Regions from separate parts of the Homo sapiens genome. Here region 1 is linked to region 2. A link is an interaction called in ENCODE POLR2A ChIA-PET data of the cell type or tissue named here. Cell type or tissue: OCI-LY7. All regions are shown on one strand.

What was found. ChIA-PET counts read pairs that join two places held together with the same protein. Peaks named below come from ENCODE experiments on the same cell type or tissue, not always from the same donor. Only the 100,000 strongest peaks of a DNase experiment are listed, where the experiment ranks them.
Region 1: POLR2A ChIA-PET joins it to region 2 with 6 read pairs; 3 of 35 experiments call an interaction of 5 or more read pairs at or near these places.

The regions. Positions count from the first base shown.
Region 1 is chr3:183,486,599-183,490,598 of GRCh38, forward strand. It overlaps KLHL6 (kelch like family member 6), which reads right to left. Exons shown (of 7, transcript NM_130446.4): 7 at 953-4,000. Among named protein-coding and RNA genes, the nearest start is that of SNORA63E, 35 kb to the left of the region's middle. In OCI-LY7, no CTCF peak of the experiment used is centred here; no DNase peak of the experiment used is centred here; H3K27ac peaks cover 1,566 bases.
Region 2 is chr3:183,651,903-183,655,902 of GRCh38, forward strand. All of the region lies in intron 3 of KLHL24 (kelch like family member 24), which reads left to right. Among named protein-coding and RNA genes, the nearest start is that of KLHL24, 18 kb to the left of the region's middle. In OCI-LY7, a CTCF peak has its summit at 1,493; DNase peaks (open chromatin) are centred at 1,509 and 1,959.

The DNA of each region.
Region 1 (4,000 bases), 170 kb before region 2:
TGGAGGGCGGGAGAGAACTGAGATCCTGTATGAAGGCTGCACGTCCAGTGAAAAGGAGCTGGTCCAGAAGATGCCATACACCAGCAGGGAGGAGCTGGTGCAGGGGGAGGCACTAAGAAAAGCTGGGCAGATGCCTGGCCCCGGCCAAACTGCCCAGACATGAGATTATCACTTAGACCCAGCGGGGAAATTGGAAGGCTCAGCAGCAAAGTTAAGGTCAAAACTCCGTTTGACTCACAGCTGGTGCACTGGCACTCAGATCCAGGGCCCAAGATCACTCCAGAACATTCCCCACCAGTGAGGAAGCTGGGTCTGTGATTCCCAAGGGTTTCCACCAAGAAGTCCTAAGGCAGAACATCTACCTCTGGGGATGCCCAGAGGGGAAGGTCTGAAGCTATTCATGGAACCCCAGATTTCTTTAAAGCCTCTGATTTTCCTTTTCAAATACACAGGAGTCTTGCATTGTAACCAAAACAAACTAAATTGATAACAAGGTTTCCAGTGATTAAAGGGAAGTCTCATACCCCAAGTTACACGTGCCCCAATTTGAGAAGCACAGACCAGGGAGGGCTTCAGAGACAACACAGGAACAATGGTGGACGCAGGCTAAAAGGTCAGACCTGTAATCAAAAACCTAGAAGGGGGTCTCCTGTAAGAAGAGCTGAGGCCAGGCAAGAGAAGAGTCACGCAGTTTGCATATGGGTTGGTAAAAGCTTGCTCAGCGAGGCAATGCATCTTTAGGGAGGGAAAATCTGTCTACTCTTTGACATTCTATAAATCAAACCTGGTGAATTTTAACCTATGAACTTATCTAAAGTCCCATGAACCAAATGAAACGTTTTAAATTTCCACCTTCTAAATTAATTTCTATTCAGACACCACTCATTTATATAAACTAAAAACAGCAAAAAAAAAAAAAAAAAACTTCATGATTGTATATAACACATTTGCATCTGTTCTGTGCATATTTTATTGAATAAATAAAAATTTTATTGGTTTGGTTTTTAAAACCTATAAACAATATTCTTAGTTTGATCACTTAAAACATACAACTTTATGTAACCAAAATGCTTAAAGGATTTTGTTCACTGAGTGTTGGCTATTTATACCTATACATATGAAAATCTGACCTGTCAAAACTGGTTTTGCAGTAGCCAGATTTGAGATATATGTGGATTTCTAAAAGGTTAACTTGTCAAATTATGAGATCTAATACAACACCCAGGTATTAAGGGAAAAAATGATTTTGCAACCCCAAGTTGGGACTTAACATAAGAAATCCTTATGGTGTTGCCAACGTTAAAAATTCTATTGAGCACTTTCATTTTTCAGAATAAAACAGGATAAGCAAATAACTCACAACAGTACCTCATAGTCTTCTATAAATAGCTAAGCTATACTTTACAGCTATAAGAACGTGATATTTGTATTTCCCTGAGAGCGTAGTTTGCTTTGAGTTCAAGGGCATGGTGTATGTGTATATGTGTGTTTCCCGAAGCCATTGAGACCAGAATAGATGAAAGCTAAGACGAGAACATGAATCTGTTGGTGTTCTGATGAGCTTAGCTCCCTGCCTGTTTCAGATCAACCTTGGCAACTGGAGTCCCTTAACCTCATCTACAGATTCCGCTCCACCAAAGACTCTGGGCCACCTTCCCTCTAGGACAGGAGACCCAGCTGAGCAGCTCAGAGGCCCCACAGTAAGTTGGCCCAAATGCTGGGCCTGCTCTAACTTGTGCCTCTGCTCTAAGAAGGGGATTCCTTCCTTAGTTCCTTGCCTAGAATACTCCCTTACCCTTATTCTCCCTCACCCTTCTTGGGACTAGAGCCAAGCTCACAAACTCCAGGGCCTCCGATATCATTTTCCAGACCTGCATCCTTGGAACCTGACCTCCTCCTACCCCATCTTCTTCTTCCCAGCCAGGGGTGCTCTGTCCACTCACAGGCCCTGCCTCAGTCTCCAGTCTGCTGTGCCAGAACATCCTGCCATGTCCTGCCTGAGTCCGAGGGTTCTTTGTCTCTGGGTTTATTCTCAGCTTGGCTTTCCCCCTGCTGATGGTGTGGGTTATAACAGTTACCTTCCTGCAAATGTGTTCGTCTTTATTTCTTGAAATGGATTTTAGATTTTAGAAGTTCTCATCCTTGGCTGGTGCCTAGAAGCTAAAACCCTGATGACTATTCTTAAGTTTCCCCCAAATGACTTGAACTTTCTTTCTCGAAGAGCTACAGACTGGCAGCTTCATATACAGAACCCTAGACCTTCTAACCAGGTGTATCTGTTCCCTACCCATGCCATTATTAGGAATCCCTATTTCTTGAGTGTCAGCTACATGACATTTTCCACAATTCACCTGCATATCTGGTGTTGTAAAAAATCATAAAGAGTGTTTCCATGATTCATTTAGGTATTCTGAAGTAGTCCAGAAACTTGGGTCCTACATTTAGAATCAGGTTTATAGCACAGAAATCCCAAATCCTCACTTTCCCAGCATAGGGTTGACCTGCTGATGGGCTCGAAGTTTGCCTATGGGTCTTATCAAAGGACCGCCATCCCCTCCCTGACTAGGGGCGCTGTCTTTTTGAAGGGAGGCTCCCTGTGTATGCCAGTACCATTGTCATTGGATTTCCTCTCTGGAAGTTCCTCCCTGCAATAGTCTTTGGAGTAAGACTGACTTTTCCTTCACAAATCAGTTCACAAATGGTTCTGGTGGCGATCTCAAAGAGACAAACATGTAAGCCATGGCCACTGGTTGACTTCACTGCACAGCTTACCACCTTGACCCCCTGAAAGGCAATCAAGACTTGGATCCAGCCTCCTCACTTCATACGCATCTCATTTTTAGCTAACTTGAAGAAAATAAAAACAAGAATATTAACTGGTGGCCTATTTACCTGTATTGAGTGTCTAGCGTGGAGATTTGCCATTCGTGGGTGTCCTCAAGGCTTGACAGACATGAAGAACTCCATGAATGTTTGCTGAATTGAACTAGATTACACTGTTACATTGCTTCAGTTGGGAGCTTCCTGATGGTTATTATAGTGCTCATGAGTCAGCAATAGTTTGTTCTAAAATTCCACAAATATGTTTCTATTGCCCTGTGTTACTTTCCACAGCAGAGAGCTGAACTGTCACGCTTCTAAGGCACAGAGCATTTCACACACCAACATACATTTATATTTATCTTCAATAATCTGGCATAAACAGAAATCTCACCTGTAATTTTTCAAGTTTTTAAAATCTGTTTCAAATATTAGCTTCTTCTAACCGTGACTGTTTAATGAAAATTCAATTCACTATCAACTCTAATAACTAACTTCCCAAACTGCTGAAAAGAACAAGCCACACCGGATATGAAATAAAACTCTATAAAGAGAATTGAAATCATATGATGAAAATAAAGTCCATTGGGTAACGCAGTTACTATGTTGTTATCATTGTTGCTTTTTAAATACAGCATATGAAACAGGATCTCTTAACCTGTTTCTCCAGCTTGGGGATTAGAATGAATTTCCAGTGAGCTCATTTGAAAGCTGTAGCTCTTACAGTGAAGGACAGATTCTGTTCTTTAAGTCACAATTGAGCTACACTGATCAAAAAACCAAGTAGAAGTGCTTTTTAAAAGTCTTGAAAACGAAGGCTTCAGGAGGATGGGGTATCAGGAACGTGGACCTAAATCACTGTGTAAAAACTAGAAAGTGTACCATCAAGGAGAATCTGTCGCTCCTGTGTAGGCCAGCTGTGCTCAGGTGTTTACTTTTTTAATAAAACAGTAGTTTGAGTCTCTAGAGACATCTTGTCTATATTGCAGTACAACTGGTGAACACTAAGAGGCCAGGGCACCAGAATGTGCTAAAGGTACAATTCTGTCTGGCAATGACAGTTCCGGTCCAAAATGGGCCATCTTATGATCATTTAAAAAAAAAAAGACCGGGCCCAGTGGCTCACACCTGTAATCCCAGCACTTCGGGAGGCCGAGGCGGGCAGATCACAAGGTCAGGC
Region 2 (4,000 bases):
CTTACTGCTCTCCAGCCTGGGCAACAGAGTGAGACTCTGTCTCAAAAAAAAAAGAAAAAAAAATGTTTGCACATCCACAGACTGGCCTTTGTCCTAACACAGAAGCATGAAATATAGAGGTGAATTAAATAAGCTGGTATACATTGAGTGAATTCTGAGATGTAAAATCCAGGCCTCAAATATTACTTAATTGTCACAGTTATTATATTTAATGTCAATCTCAATTTTAAAAAATCTTTTTTCTGAATGTGAAAATTACATCATCATTATAGAGAATTTGGAAAATGTGTGCTTAGGGGGTAGAATGCAGTTAAATATTGTAGCATATTTGTATCTTCTTCCAGTATATTATTTCTATAAAATACTTATCGATTTTAATTCATAAACTATAGAAAAATAATCTCCATGCCTTAATAGTGGAAGGAATATTTATTGTGAATAAGCAAGAAATGCTTGTTATGAGAAATATTACAGTAAATTATCCTTTTAATCCTTTTAATATTTTTCTAACAAAGCTAATGTTGGTGTTGGTTTTTTTTTAATTGTGGTAAAAAACACATAACATAAACTTTACTGTCTTAATCATTTTTAATTATACATTTCAGTAATGTTAAGTATATTTACATTGTTGTGAAACTAGTATTTTTATTAGTTTATTATTGGTTTATTATTAAGCCATCTCCATTTTTTCTGTGAATTTACTATAGCATAGCTCATAAACCACATTTTTACTTAAATTTTGACTATCATTGTTTCGGAATGTTAAAAGTCAGCATACTGTGAGATAGCTTGTTTTTAAAATTTATACTAGTTTGAATAATGTATTAATTAAGAAAACTAAACAGCTTCAGAGCTGTGTGACTATTAGTTCTTCGAGAACTTTCATGAACACACAGTATCCCTCTAAAGGGAAAATCACTCCTTTTTCCAAGACAAATACCCCTGTAGCAGACTGAATGGTCTGAGGTCAGATGTGGCTAATAATACTCAGCCTGCATATCTCATAGGATTAGAGTAGGAACCAAGGGTTATATGTTGTAAAATCAAAATAAGACATTGATTACTAATATTTATAAAGACATAATTTGAATGCAATCAGATTGCAGCCTAAGGGTCCCATCACTCCTTTGAAGAGATACTTCTCCTAACTTACTTAATTATTTGATTTCCAAAAATGTATTTTATATCCAATTTTTAAGGGAACAAATCTATTTCCACAGTGAAACATCTATTTATAAATTGCAGTATCACCGTTCTTTAAGAGACAAGTATAAAAACCAAACTATAGTTCTGTTGAATTTGCAGACTCTTAAAAATACGATAGCAGATATTTATTTTATGTGGGCATTACATGAGTAATCCTTTATTTTATAACTCTGCTATCACCTTCTGTCCCTTACATTTATCTTTCACTTATCTGTTACTGCATGTTTGCTGTGGGAATTAGGAGACTGGAGAGACCACTGGGTGAAACAGAAGGATTTTATTTAGGTGGCCACCAACTTAGTGGATTAACATCTAAAGGCTGAGCAATGAACAAAGACAGGGCTTGACTTTTATTTATGCTGCTGAAGTGGAGTGGCTAGCCAGTGGCGCAAAATTTGCAGGGCGGGGAAACCAGGCTTGCAGAAGCAGAACAAAGGCAGTTAATTATACTGTGACAGGTTTTTGCAATTTAGGCATGTTTTGTGACTTTGCTGTGTTACAGAGAGAAAAACAGGAACGTATAAAACCTTTGCAAACTTGTAAAAATAGTTACAAAACTAATTAATGAGAGCAGAACAAAGAATGATGGTATGGGGAGAGAATTTTAGGGGGAGACTGATAAGAACTTGTTTTTCTCATACTTGCTTTTGGAACCCATTTTTTGGGGGCCTTTGCCTGGTTTTGCAGATAATGTTATAGCTCCAGCTGGACTTTGGATGTTGATCTGCTGAGTTGGTGGCCGCCTAAATAAATCCTCCTGTTTCACCCAGTGACCTCTCCAGTCTCCTGATTGCCACAACATGTTGGCATTAATCACTAGGAATTTCATTATCTGAACAATGTGTATTATTTGTACAGGTTCTCATCTTTCTGAGAAACTCCAAACTTCTTTGAAAGAGGAGTGATGTCTCCACTTCTTCGACAGCAGTTCATTCCTCTGACTTCTGCTCCAGTCACTCTACTGAAACTCCTCTCAATCAGGTCATCACTGACCTTCTATTTGTTATTTGCTAGCCTCTCTTCGGTCTTTATCCAGCTTGAGCTCTTTCGAATTTGATATTATTAATTGCCTTATCCATCTTGAAATACCTCCATTGGCTTCTGGAATGCCATTCTCCTCTTGGTCCTCCTATTTCTCCAGTTGCTCTTTTTCAATTTAATGGTTCTTACTCCTACATCTAGTCTGAAATATTATCTGCCTGATTCACATCTCTTTGTCTTCCCTTATGTACTTGCCTAGGTGACCTTATCTCATCTATTTTCATGGTTTTAATTACCATGCATGCTGTTGACTACCAAACCAGCCCAGACTTTTCTCTTTCATTCATTCATTTATATTTCTTTTTCAAATTTTATATATCTTATTTATTTTTTATTGCATGTATATATTTCTTTTTAAATTTTTATATATGTTTTTTAGTTGACTGTGCATCTTTTTAAAATAACAGGCAAAATAACATTAGCACATTTAAACTTAATAATAATAATTCATATTATCTAATACGCAATCTGTATTCAGACTCCCCCAGTCTTCCAAACTGTTCTTTAATAAACCTGGATCCAAGCTAGGATTAGTCATTACATCAGGTTATTTCTGTGAAATCTCTTTTACTTCAAAACAGTTTCTTTTTTATGATTCTGACTTGTCAATGGGGAAGTTGTCCAGAAAAATATTCTACCTTTTGGATCAGTCTCATTGCTTCCTTATGGCATCATTTAGCTGTGTTTCCTGGAAACTGGAAGTTGGTTCTATGAGCTTCAGTTAGATGAATATAAGTTAAATATTTATAGCTAGAATTAATCCTATGTAATGTGTATAATATATTGCATCATATTAGGAGTCACAGCATATCTGGGTATCCCACCATTAGTGATGCAGAGATTAACTCTGGTTTAGGGTGGTGGCAGTCTGATCCCTCCAATGTACGGTTAAGTTATATGCTCTATATCAGCCAGTGTTCCTTTAGTATCTATTCTGTGCCAAGTATTGTCCAGAGCTCAACCCATAATAGAAATTCTCCCTATATACCCACGTGTCTCTTAAATGACAGAGAAATCCCGAAAATGCATTATATTAAAAACAGTGTGGTGGTAGTTTCCCAGAAAGAGGACATAGGCCAATTTAAGAGCACGAAAGCTTTGATAATCTGCCCTGCCAGTTGTAAACCCTTAGGTGTGTGGAAAAAACAGTAGAGACTAATCACAGAAGGAGTAAAGCTTAGAAACAATGGCTGTAGGCCAGGTGTGGTAGCTCACACCTGTAATCAAGCACTTTGGGAGGCCAAGGCATGGGGGTTGCTTGAGCCCAGGAGTTTAAGACCAGTCTGGGCAACATAATGACACCCTGTTCCTACAGAAAAAAAAGAAAAAATTAGCTAGGCATTGTAGCATGTACCTGTAGTCCCAGCTGCTTGGGAGGTTGAGGCAAGAGGATCACTTGAGCCTAGGAGTTTGGGGTTACAGTGAGCCATGAGCAGGCCACTGCATTCCAGCCTGGGTGGCAGAGCAATACCCTGACTCAAAAAAATTCTACTGGCCAGGTGCAGTGTCTCACACCTGTAATCTCAGCACTTTGGGAGGCCGAGGCGGGCAGATCACTAAGTCAGGAGATTGAGACCATCCTGGCCAACATGGTGAAACCCCATCTCTACTAAAATGCAAAAAATTAGCAGACATGGTGGAGCGTGCCTGTAGTCCCATCTACTCGGGAGGCTGAGGAGGCTGAGGCAGGGGAATCACTTGAACCTGGGAGGCAGAGATTGCAGTGAGCCGAGATCGCGCCACTGTACTCCAG